2 separate regions of the Homo sapiens genome follow, and region 2 is linked to region 1. Evidence: read pairs that join two places in POLR2A ChIA-PET (ENCODE). Cell type or tissue: GM12878. All regions are shown on one strand. Links, peaks and the distances in the headings refer to the core of each region. The heading gives the core; the rest is flanking DNA. Region 1 holds the start of LOC124901690 (a long non-coding RNA gene). Region 2 overlaps ADAM22 (ADAM metallopeptidase domain 22).

Region 1 (5,385 bases), core at 78-5,077:
GAACTAGAGAAATAAGAAAAAACTAAACTCAAACCCAGCAGAAAAAAGAAATAACCAAGATCAGAGCACAACTAAATGAAATTAAACAAAAAAATACAAAAGATAAATGAAACAAAAAGCTTGTTCTTTGAAAAGATAAACAAAACTGATAGACCATTAGCGAGATTAACCAAGAAGAGAGAAGATCCAAATAAGCTCAATTAGAAATGAAATGGGAGATATTACAACTGATATCACAGAAATACAAAAGATCATTCAAGGCTGCTATGAATACCTTCACATGCACAAACTGGAAAATCTAGAGGAGATGGATAGTCCTGGAAATATACAACCTTACTAGATTAAATCAGGAAGAAATAGAAACTCTGAACAGACCAACAACAAGTAGTGAGATTGAAACAGTAATTTTTAAAAATAGCCAACGAAAAAAGATCCAGGACCAGGTGGATTCACAGCTGAATTCTATCAGACATTCAAAGAAGAAATGGTACCAATCGGCTGGCTGCAGTGGCTCATGCCTGTAATCCCAACACTTTGAGAGGCCGAGGCGAGCGGATCATGAGGTCAGGAGTTTCAGACTAGCCTAGCCAGCATGGTGAAACCCCATCTCTACTAAAAATACAAAAAAATTAGGCAGGACATGGTGGCTCACGCCTGTAATCCCAGCACTTTGGGAGGCTGAGGTGGGCGGCCAACATGGTGAAAGTCCGTCTCTAAAATACAAAAACTTAGCTGGGCATGGTGGCACATCCCTGTGGTCCTGCCTACTCGAGAGGCTGAGGCAGGAGAATTGCTTGAATCTGGTAGGCGGAGGTTGCAGGAAGCTGAGATCACACCACTGCACTCCAGTTTGGGCGACAGAGCAAGACTGTCTCAAAAAAATTATCTAAAATAAAAAAAGAAATGGTACCAATCTTACTGAAACGATTTCAAAAAAGAAAGAAAGAGGGAATCCTCCCTACATCATTCTTTATGCCAGTATCACCCTAATACCAAAACCAGGGAAGGACATAACAAAAAAAGAAAACTACAGACCAGACATACCAAAAAAAGAAAATTACAGACAGAGAGGAAAGCAGTAATTCACAAAAGAAATACTTGCCGTTCTTTTATTTCATTGATATTCTATTTTGGTAACTCATAAAATTTAAAATGTAGTTTTCCTTAAGTCTTTAGGCTTAGTTCACAATCTTACTTTTTGTTAAAATAAAAATAAGATCATTACTTTCACTGTTCTTTGATTAATATTCAGTTAATTCATAAATTTGACAGAATAATTTTACCCAACATTAAACACTCTATATATAACTGAGGAAAAAACTTTATAATTTATACTTGTTTTCTCAGATATATCAAGCACCTAACAAGTTAGACTTACAAATTTGACAAAAGATATCTTCTTAACCTCTGCTAACATGTGAATGTTTTTGTCCCCCTGCCTCCAAATTCCTATGTTGAGGCCCTAATGTGGTGGTATTTGAAGGTAGGGCCTTTGGAAAGTAATTAGGTCATGAGGGTCTAGCCTATATGATGGAATTAGTGTCTTTATAAGAATAGGGAGAGAACTAGCACTCTGGGCCATGTGAGAATACAGCAAGAAGGTTGCTGTCCACAAGCTAGGAGTTGGTCCTCACCAGATACTAGATTTGCCACGGCCTTCAATTTGTACTTCCCAGCCTCCAGAACTATAAGAAACAATGTTTATTGTTTAAGTAACTGAGTCTATGATATTTTTGACATGGTAGCCTGAGCTAAGACAGCCTCCTAAAGAAAAAAAAAACCTATTTTAATTTTTATTACATCAAGATGATGTGTTTGGCCTATGCAATTATTTTAAACATTTCAAACATCTTAAAAAATTAAAAATTAGAGTATATGTATAGCAGCACGATCATTATAAAATCTGATCAAGTTCATTTTCCAACGAAGAGAACTGAGTAAAGAATTTGGCTCCATCATATAGCAAAGGAAAGTGAAGAACTTTTCCAGGTCCTAGGGTTCTAATTCTCTTTGACTGTAACTATCACAGAACGTACTGCATTAAAGTCTGTTGTATACTACTGAAATCTTGTTCAGGCTACAATTTCCTGAACAATTCTTAACTGTTTCGCTCATTTTGAAGATTTGGGGAATTTTTTTTGTAATGACAGTAAGCTCAATGAAATTTATTTACCAAAAATATGATAGAATGTCCTCTTAGGCAAGAATTTAGGACAAGGAAGAAAAAAGTTCCTCTCTATTGTTTGCTTGTGAAACAATATCTAAGCTACGTCATTAATTCTGGACACCACACTTTAGCTGGGACATTGACACACTACAGTATATTTTGAGATCATATTGATGATGAAGGAACCTGAAGCCATGTCACATGAGGCAGGGGTTAAAAAGAAAATAGGGAATGAGTAAAACGCCTCCAAAGAGCATCATGTAGAAAATTTTTTGTTATGTTTTACCAAACCAGAATCAGGATCAAGGTGAAGGTTACACAAACCCAGATTTCAACCAGGGAGATATTGTGGAAAGAAACTCAGACCTGAAAGCAGGAGATTTAGGTCCTAGGGTACTTTATTACTCGCCATGGGGTCTGGGGGCAAGTCGTTTAAACTCTGGAACCCAGTGCTGTCTTTCCAATAGAACTTTTCTGCATGATAGAAATGTTCTACATCTTAGCTGTCCAATATAGTAGTTACTAGCTACAGGTTCGGCACTTGAAATGCAGCTAGTTTGGTTGAGGATCTGAATTTTAAATTAAATTAAATTAAATTAAAATAGCCACAAGTAGAATTCTGAGAGATTAGTATGGTGGATAGGAGACAGGACTAGCGTGTAGCTCCCGCTCAGACAGACACAACAGTGTGTGGAGACTCACATTGTGAACTTTTGCTCCAAGAACTACCACAGGAACATACCAGGAAAGCCAAGAGAATCCACAGACCTTTTGAAGGAACTGGATCACTGCTGCAGGCTCCCTGAGACACTGAAAAACTGTGAGTCCGCTTGCTTTCTCAACAGGGAGTCTTGTGGTCTGGGCAAGTTGTCAGCCCTGGTCACTGGCGGCCTGGAAATAGACAGTGCTGTTGTGGGGCCTGGTGGGAGTGAAACCAGCCTTTAGGACTGCAGGCTGTGTGGGAGCAGGGTGAGGTCTGTGATTGCTGGTTTTCCCCTACTTCCCCGGTGACCTGTATGACTCAGCAGAGGCAGCCAGAATCCCCCTGGTAATATAACTTTATGGACTGGGAACCACACCCCCAATACCCCACAGCAGCCACAGCAAGCCCCAACCAAGAAGAGACTGAGCTCAGACATGCCTATCCTTGCACCTACCTGGTGGTCTTTCTCTACCCTCCCTGGCAGCTAAAGACAAAGGTCATAATCTCTTGAGAGCATGATGGCCCTGCCCACTGCCTGTGAAACCTGAATACTTAACCAGGTGTCCCTAGGGCAAAGTTTGCATCTTCCCTGTAGGACTGCAGCTGATGTGCTCTTGAAAGCGCCACCTCCTGGCTCGAGGCCAACCAACACAAAACCAGTACACTAAACAAAAACACAACCAAGGACCCTCACAGGGTCCACTTCACTCCCCTGCTACCTCCACCAAAGCAAGTGCTGGTATCCATGGCTGCAAGACCTGAAGCTGGATCACATCACAGGACTCTTTGCAGACACTCCCCAGTACCAGCCTGGAGCCTGGGAGCTCTGCAGGGTGGCTAGACCCAGACGGACAAAAACAATCACTACAGTTCAGCTCTCAGGAAGCCCCATTCCTAGGGGAAGGGGGAGAACACCACATCAAGGGAGCACAGTGTGGGACAAAATATTCTGAACAGCAGCCCTTGAACCTAAGAGCTTCCCTCTGACATAGTCTGCCCAAATGAGAAGGACCAGGAAAACAATTCTGGTAATATGAAAAAACCAGGTTCTTTAACATTCCCAGAAAATCATACCAGCTCACCAGCAATGGATCCAAAATGAGATGAAATCTCTGAATTGACAGAAAGAGTTTAGAAGGATGATTATTAAGCTAATCAAGGAGGCATCTGAGAAAGGTGAAGTCCCACTTAAAGAAAAAAAAAAAAACATGATACAGGATATAAAGGAAAATTCTTCAGTGAAATAGCATAAATAAAAAATAATCACAACTTTTGGAAATCAAGGACACACTTAGAGAAATGCAAAATGCACTGGAATGTCTCATCAATAGAATCAAACAAGCAGAAGAAAGAACTTCAGAGCTTGAAGATAAGGCTTTCAAATTAACCCAATCCATCAAAGACAAAGAAAAAAGAATTTTAAAAAATGAGCAAAGACTCCAAGAAGTTTGGGACTATGTTAAATGTCCAAACTTAAGAATAATTGGTGTTCACAAGGAAGAAGAGAAATCTAAAAGCTTGGAAAATATATTTGAGGGAATAATCAATAAAAGTGTCCCTGGCCTTGCTAGAGATCTCGACATCCAAATACAAGAAGCTCAAAGAACATCTGGGAAACTCGTCACAAAAAGATAATTTCCTAGGCACATGGTCACCAGTTTATCTAAAGTCAAGATGAAGGAAAGAATCTTAAGAACTGAGGCAAAAGCATCAGGTAATATAAAGGAAAACCTATCAGATTAACAGCAGATTTCTCATCAGAAACCTTACAAGCTAGAAGGGACTGGGGTCCCATTTTTAGCCTTCTTAAAAAAAATTATCAGCCAGGCGTGGTGGCTCACGCCTGTAATCCCAGCACTTTGGGAGGCTGAGGTGGGTGGGTCATGAGGTCAGGAGTTCGAGACCAGCCTGACCAACATGGTGAAACCCCGTCTCTACTAAAAATACAAAAATTAGCCAGGCCTGGTGGCACGAGCCTGTAATCCCAGCTACTTGGGAGGCTGAGACAGGATAATCGCTTGAACCCGGGAGGCAGAGGTTGCAGGAGCCGAGATCATGCCATTGCACTCCAGCTGGGGCAACAGAGTGAGACTCCATCTCAAAAAAAAAAAAAATTATCAGCCAAGAATTTTGTATGCAGTGAAAGTAAGGCTTCATAAATGAAGGAAAGATATAGTCTTTTCCAGATAAACAAATGCTGAGAGAATTCGCTACTACCAAGACAGCACTACAAGAACTGCTAAAAGGAACTAAAATCTTGAACAAATCCTCAAAATACACCAAAATAGAACCTCCTTAAAGAATAAATCTCACAGGACCTATATAACAATAACACAATGAAAAATAACCGAAAGTATTCAAACAACAAATAACACAATGAATAGAATAGTACCTCGCATCTCAATACTAACATTGAATATAAATGGCCTAAATGCTCCACTTAAATGATACAGAATGGCAGAATGGATAATAATTCACCAAGTTTCTGCCATCTTCAAGAGACTCACCTAACACA
Region 2 (5,385 bases), core at 283-5,282, 150 kb after region 1:
ATCACATATGCAGAATGCATTGAATTCCTCCAGAGACCCCTGAAAAATCTTATTCCATTATAGTATCAGGCTCAAATGCAAGGTTCAGGTTCTCATCATCTGAATTAGGTCCAGGTGTAGATAAGGCTGCTTAGATGAGGTAGCCCAGGTGTAGACCCTTGAACCAAAAAGATAACCTGAAATACAGGGTGGATAGGGGCAGGATGACTGCAGTAGATACTCCTGTTCAAAAAGTGGGAAATAGCTACTCGGCAGTCACTGGTCCATTGAATTTCTGATACTGAATCAGGTATGTCACTGGTTTCTCCTGCTTTGGCAGAAGGGAATATATGTTGATTAAGGCTCTGCTTTGCTTCCTGGGAGCAGTCCTTTTGTGGTTCTTGGGTTCATCCTCTGAGTCAACATTTATTTTTTTTTTAAAAGAAATGTGCCGGGCTTTAAGCTAGCTATCTTTCTGGTCTGTTTCCTCACTATAAAGAGTTTGAACTGACTGTCCATTTTGGTCCAAGCTGGTGTGGTTCCAGTGATATAATTCTCTTAAGAACTTCACAGGTTTCATGTGAATCTCATTGGCATTTACCCCATTAGACAAATCCACATCCACAGATCTTTTTGAGATAGGTCCCTCTCTACTGTGAGTTAAGATGCTATGGGACAATGCACTGAAGATCCATACTAGCCTTTTTGTTTAGGTGAGAATGTCTATGAGAACCTACAAGATACTTAGAAACTCTTTTGTCTAGCTGAGGCCCTTAATAGTTTTCGGAACTCTTTTACATAGATGATTTGGTAAAGGCGAAACAGCCTTTAGTCTGTCTGAGTTATAACAAAGCGTTTTAAAACTACACCCTTGACTTACTCTTGACCTTGAGATTACATCTTACTGGCAGCACCTTGGATTAGATCTTTGCTCTGAGGCTGTTTCTTTGAAAATCTATTGCACATTCAAGTTGCTTTGTTCATTTGTTTGCTTCTTATGCAAGCATCACTTCAGAAGCACATGATTTTGTTTTTTTCTATTATTGGTTATGTTAACTGTGATCACTTGGTTAAGGTGATGTCTCCAGTTTTTTTTTCACTGTCAAGTTGTTACTAGGATACATTTTGAAGGTAGAATTGAATGTTCGGATTTGACTGAGAGAGTTATGCATTAGACATGTTGAATTTGAGATGCCTATTTGACATCCTAGTAGAGACTGGTTCAGAAACAGGGGTGCTGGTAGATTGGAAAGATGAGGTAGTCTTGTTTTCATTTTTCCAGTGAATACAGAAGTGAGATTATCTGAAGGGAGTGATAATGAGGGAGCACAGTAGAGATGTGAGGAGAGAGATTTAGAAGGATCTTCTCAGAGTAAATTGACTGGAAAAGCGTAGTGGACTTAAGGGCAGTGTTGTGATGAGGGACCATTTGACAACTGTGATCCTACACCAGCCTATGACCATTCAAGATGTTCTATTTCTTGGAGTCAGACTTTGATTAGTAGAAGGAGTTTTACTGTGATTGAGGTTTGGTCAAGCAAGTACAGTGGAAAGAGGGGTAAATTAGTTTAGAGTGTGTGAAGGGAGGTGATTTATCAGGACAGATCATGGAAGATAAACTGGATTAAGTAGACAAGAAGGTGAGGAGAGTGAAAAAGTGGTAGATAGGCTCAATGGTTTTAAGTTCCAAAACAGTGAGATAGAGTTCTAGAGAAAGATGAATAGATATGAGATGGTGAATAGGGTATGTGAATGATTGAAATCAGGATATGGGATGCATTTCATCTATGTTCTGGTTTAATACCATACCAGCTTTATGAAGTGATTTTTTTTTTTTTTTTTTTTTTAGTGTCTCCATTTTAAACAGAAGCAAATTATGTTGATCAAGATTAAGCAGCTTGGCCAAGGGTACACAATTAGTAAATGGCAGAGCTTGGATGGAAAATTAAAATATTTGTTTTTGTTTTTAACTCCCAAACCTTTGTATAATACTGTACGAGCTGTCTCTGATTCATGACAGTTGCCCACTACACAAAGGATAATCATTATTATGACTGAAAATGTTTACATTATATTTGTTTTGCTTTTTTAGGCTTGTTATGACATGCAAATGAAAAAAGGTCTCAGAAAACATTTCTAATTTTATAAACATCTTACTTCCTTTAGAGAATGAGTGGCCTTTAGAAATTGGTTGAAAATGATTTTTACTTTTATATTTCAAAGTTCACAAACAAGCATTCACACATCATTATTAAGCTATTAGTATGGAGTGAATTCTACCTGACCCATTTACATTAATATAAAATTTCCTTTATGTTAAGGAGGTCTTCCATTTTCCTACACTTAAAATGATTTAAGTAGATCCCTATATAATGATGAACAATGATGTTCTAAAGAAAATAACAAGATAATTTGATTATCTCTACTTCAGGAAGCTTCAAGAAAATTAACTTAGGTTCTAACTTGATGATAGTAAAGATTTTATGGTTTAGTAGAGGGAAAAGTGAAAGTTTAAATTTAAGGATTCTCACCCTAATCATTAAAATAACAATACTTTGCAGACTTTCACAATATGCAAACAAACAAAACCAAATTGCATGAGCTGTTTTTGGTTTAAAATTACATGGAGCGCTTTCCAGCAATACTTGTATATAGAGGCTTGATTGAAATAGCTGCATAATTCCTGAGCAGAGGGCTTTTCTTTGCTGTAATTACATTCGTGCAGTGACTCATATTCTCTTAATGCCTAGATTTTATAATTCAAAGGGAAATGTTCCCTTGAAATTTGAAAGCCTGGAGGACTCAAAAGTAGTTTTTAGATTTTATTATTATTATTATTACTACTACTATTCCTACACCACAGCTAGTATTCCTCTGAGGAGTATTTGACTTAGGTGATTTTGATTTCACTCATGCTGGCTGCAGTAGTGGGGTTTGACTCATGTGACAGTGAGAGAGCAAGGGTCCCAAAGATGTCTAGCACAGGGATAGGGTGTTCTGCATTCAGGGACTTCAGCAGTGGAGATGTGGGGCTTTCACTCTGGTATTCACCACCGTACAGCTCAGTTTCTTTTAAGTGTCAACTTACTTTTGACTTTCTGTTTCTCTTTCCTTCATCAGCTGAATGATTTTTTTCTGAATTTACAAGTTCAGATTCCCAGGAGAGGGAACCTGGCTGGCTCTGCTGATAAACATGCCTCTGTATGATGATGTTTCTCTCCTACATCTGGGGAAGTTTTTAAGACTGATAGCAAGGTTGGAGGACAGTCCTTTGCAAACACCTGGCTAGTATCTCTCCTGTTTTGGGTAAACAGGGTGTGATGTGGATGCTGGAGCAATTACCAGTTTTGCCTGAGGCAGGTCTTTCCATATAATTTTACGTTTTTGTTATAAGCCCTTGGAAATTTGTGAAATATATAATATACTCATGATGAAGACAAAAAAAGAGACAATTTTCAATTGGATGTACAACAGGTACTTTCTTCACCACTCTCCTTTCCAACAATATTGTTCAGTTCTCTGTAAAGAATCATGATGGTCAAGGAAGGCCTGGCAGGAGAATCTTGATTGTTCAAAGACAAATGTTCTTGTCAAAGGATTGGTTTAGGAGTGGCCATATAATGTAATTCTGGCAGAAGATACTTGAGAAGATGAATGCTAAGAGCTATTTTTGAAAGGGCTTGTTCACTTTTAAAAATAAATACAAGGCTTTTTTTCTTTTTTTAATCTTGGAATAATGTATTTTCTATAAGATGGTGAGAATTGCAGCCATCATATCAGGGTCATGAGAGGAGCCAGTTAAGAGAGCCCCGGCTACCATGCTGAGGGCAGAGCAGAAAGTTGTAAACACCCCTCATCTCATTAATGGCACTGAGCCACCACGTGAGCCAACCCTGGAACTGCCCTGATGTCAGATGGGAAGATTACTTTGATGCAATGGTAGCCTCCAAGTATGCTTAGGTGAGCTATCCTAGAGGTGAGGGAACCAAAAGCTCCCACAGACTAAATTCCAATCCTCAAATCACGTAATTCACTAAATTAATTTAAAGTGCACAGTGAGAGGCAAGAGGAAAGATTATTAGGTTGGTATACCTGGGTTAGGGGCAAGTAGGGTAGAGGGGCCATGCCAGCTAATCCTGGGATACATAGTGTTCATGTTCATACATCTGCATATGCCTTCCCCACTGATGGTGTGGTTACAAGGACCAGAGTTGAGGTTTGGGCAAGCCCCAAAGATAGCAGTCGTCCCAAGCTAATAACACCTGCTCAAGTGTCTGAGAGATACTGGGACAAGTATGCCTAGTCAGTGGCTGTGGCTTGCCAGTTAGCCTCACAAACAGTCATGAGTTCTGTTATGTTTATTGGACAGATAACAAATGGAGCAGGAAAGAGTATCAGCAGTTGTTAATCAGGGTAATTTTGTACCCCAGTGTACATTTAGCAATGTCTGGAGACATTTTTGATTGTCATGACTGGTGTATGTAAGAGATGCTACTGGCATCTATTAGGTAGAATCTAGGGATGCTAAGTGTGCTACAGTGAACAAGACAGCCTCCCAAGACAAAGAATTATCTGGCCCAAAGTATCAATTGTGTCGAAGCTGAAAAACCCCCTCATGAATATTAAGTACATATGTATATTTAGTGTATCCTGGATATTTAGTGCCTCTTATATATTTAATATATCATGAACATTTATTACTCATATGCTTCAAGAGTAATTGACATTTCTTGATCTTGCAGCCCTTTCTGTCAGTGTGTAACACATATACAATCTTCTTTTTATACTTTATACATCTGTGAATTCTGTTCATGTCTTACTAGCAAAATATATACTGAAAATATCTTAAAAGGGTTTGCCTATATTTTATAAACATCAAATTTATTTATCAAGTAGAACTGAATATCCTCAAAAGCAAATTTATATTATGCTAGACCTGGAATTTCAAAGAAGAAATAAGATGATAAATGTCCTGATTGTTTAATATACTTTTTGTTGTGTTTTCTACAGCTTGCAGCTGAGAGCGTGCTAGCTGATTCTAACATAAAGTCAGTAAGAACATCTATTCTCAAGATAAATGAAGCATTGACTTAGACTATAATTACAAGTTTTCTAAATAGTAATATAAGTGTCAGATAATACAGGATTATGGTGCCTGCATTAATGTAATGCTTGTTTGATCGTTCTGTTTACATTTCAAGCAATTGTAGGCATGGTGCTTATCATGATGAACCTCTGTGCTCAAAAATGCACATTTTTAGATGATTGGAACAGTTTTAGTTTGATGACCTTCAGTTCACTTAAGGAGTTTTTAGTTGGCTCAATGTCTATTAATAGAGCAACACTAGAAATTTATAGCTTGATGCATTTTTTAAAATTTATTAATGATAGTTTTATTTATATTTT

The links. ChIA-PET counts read pairs that join two places held together with the same protein. Peaks named below come from ENCODE experiments on the same cell type or tissue, not always from the same donor. Only the 100,000 strongest peaks of a DNase experiment are listed, where the experiment ranks them.
Region 2: POLR2A ChIA-PET joins it to region 1 with 8 read pairs; 2 of 35 experiments call an interaction of 5 or more read pairs at or near these places.

The regions. Positions count from the first base shown.
Region 1 is chr7:87,923,636-87,929,020 of GRCh38, forward strand. It overlaps LOC124901690 (a long non-coding RNA gene), which reads right to left and starts at 3,097. Exons shown (of 2, transcript XR_007060414.1): 1 at 2,936-3,097. RefSeq lists enhancers at 3,015-3,474, 3,135-3,703. In GM12878, for the core only: a CTCF peak has its summit at 3,488 (motif pointing left); DNase peaks (open chromatin) are centred at 1,574 and 3,106; H3K4me3 peaks cover 2,771 bases; H3K27ac peaks cover 3,209 bases.
Region 2 is chr7:88,069,588-88,074,972 of GRCh38, forward strand. The region is part of intron 3 of ADAM22 (ADAM metallopeptidase domain 22); the gene reads left to right. Among named protein-coding and RNA genes, the nearest start is that of ADAM22, 140 kb to the left of the region's middle. RefSeq lists enhancers at 3,047-3,196, 3,207-3,306. In GM12878, for the core only: no CTCF peak of the experiment used is centred there; a DNase peak (open chromatin) is centred at 3,084; H3K4me3 peaks cover 359 bases; H3K27ac peaks cover 513 bases.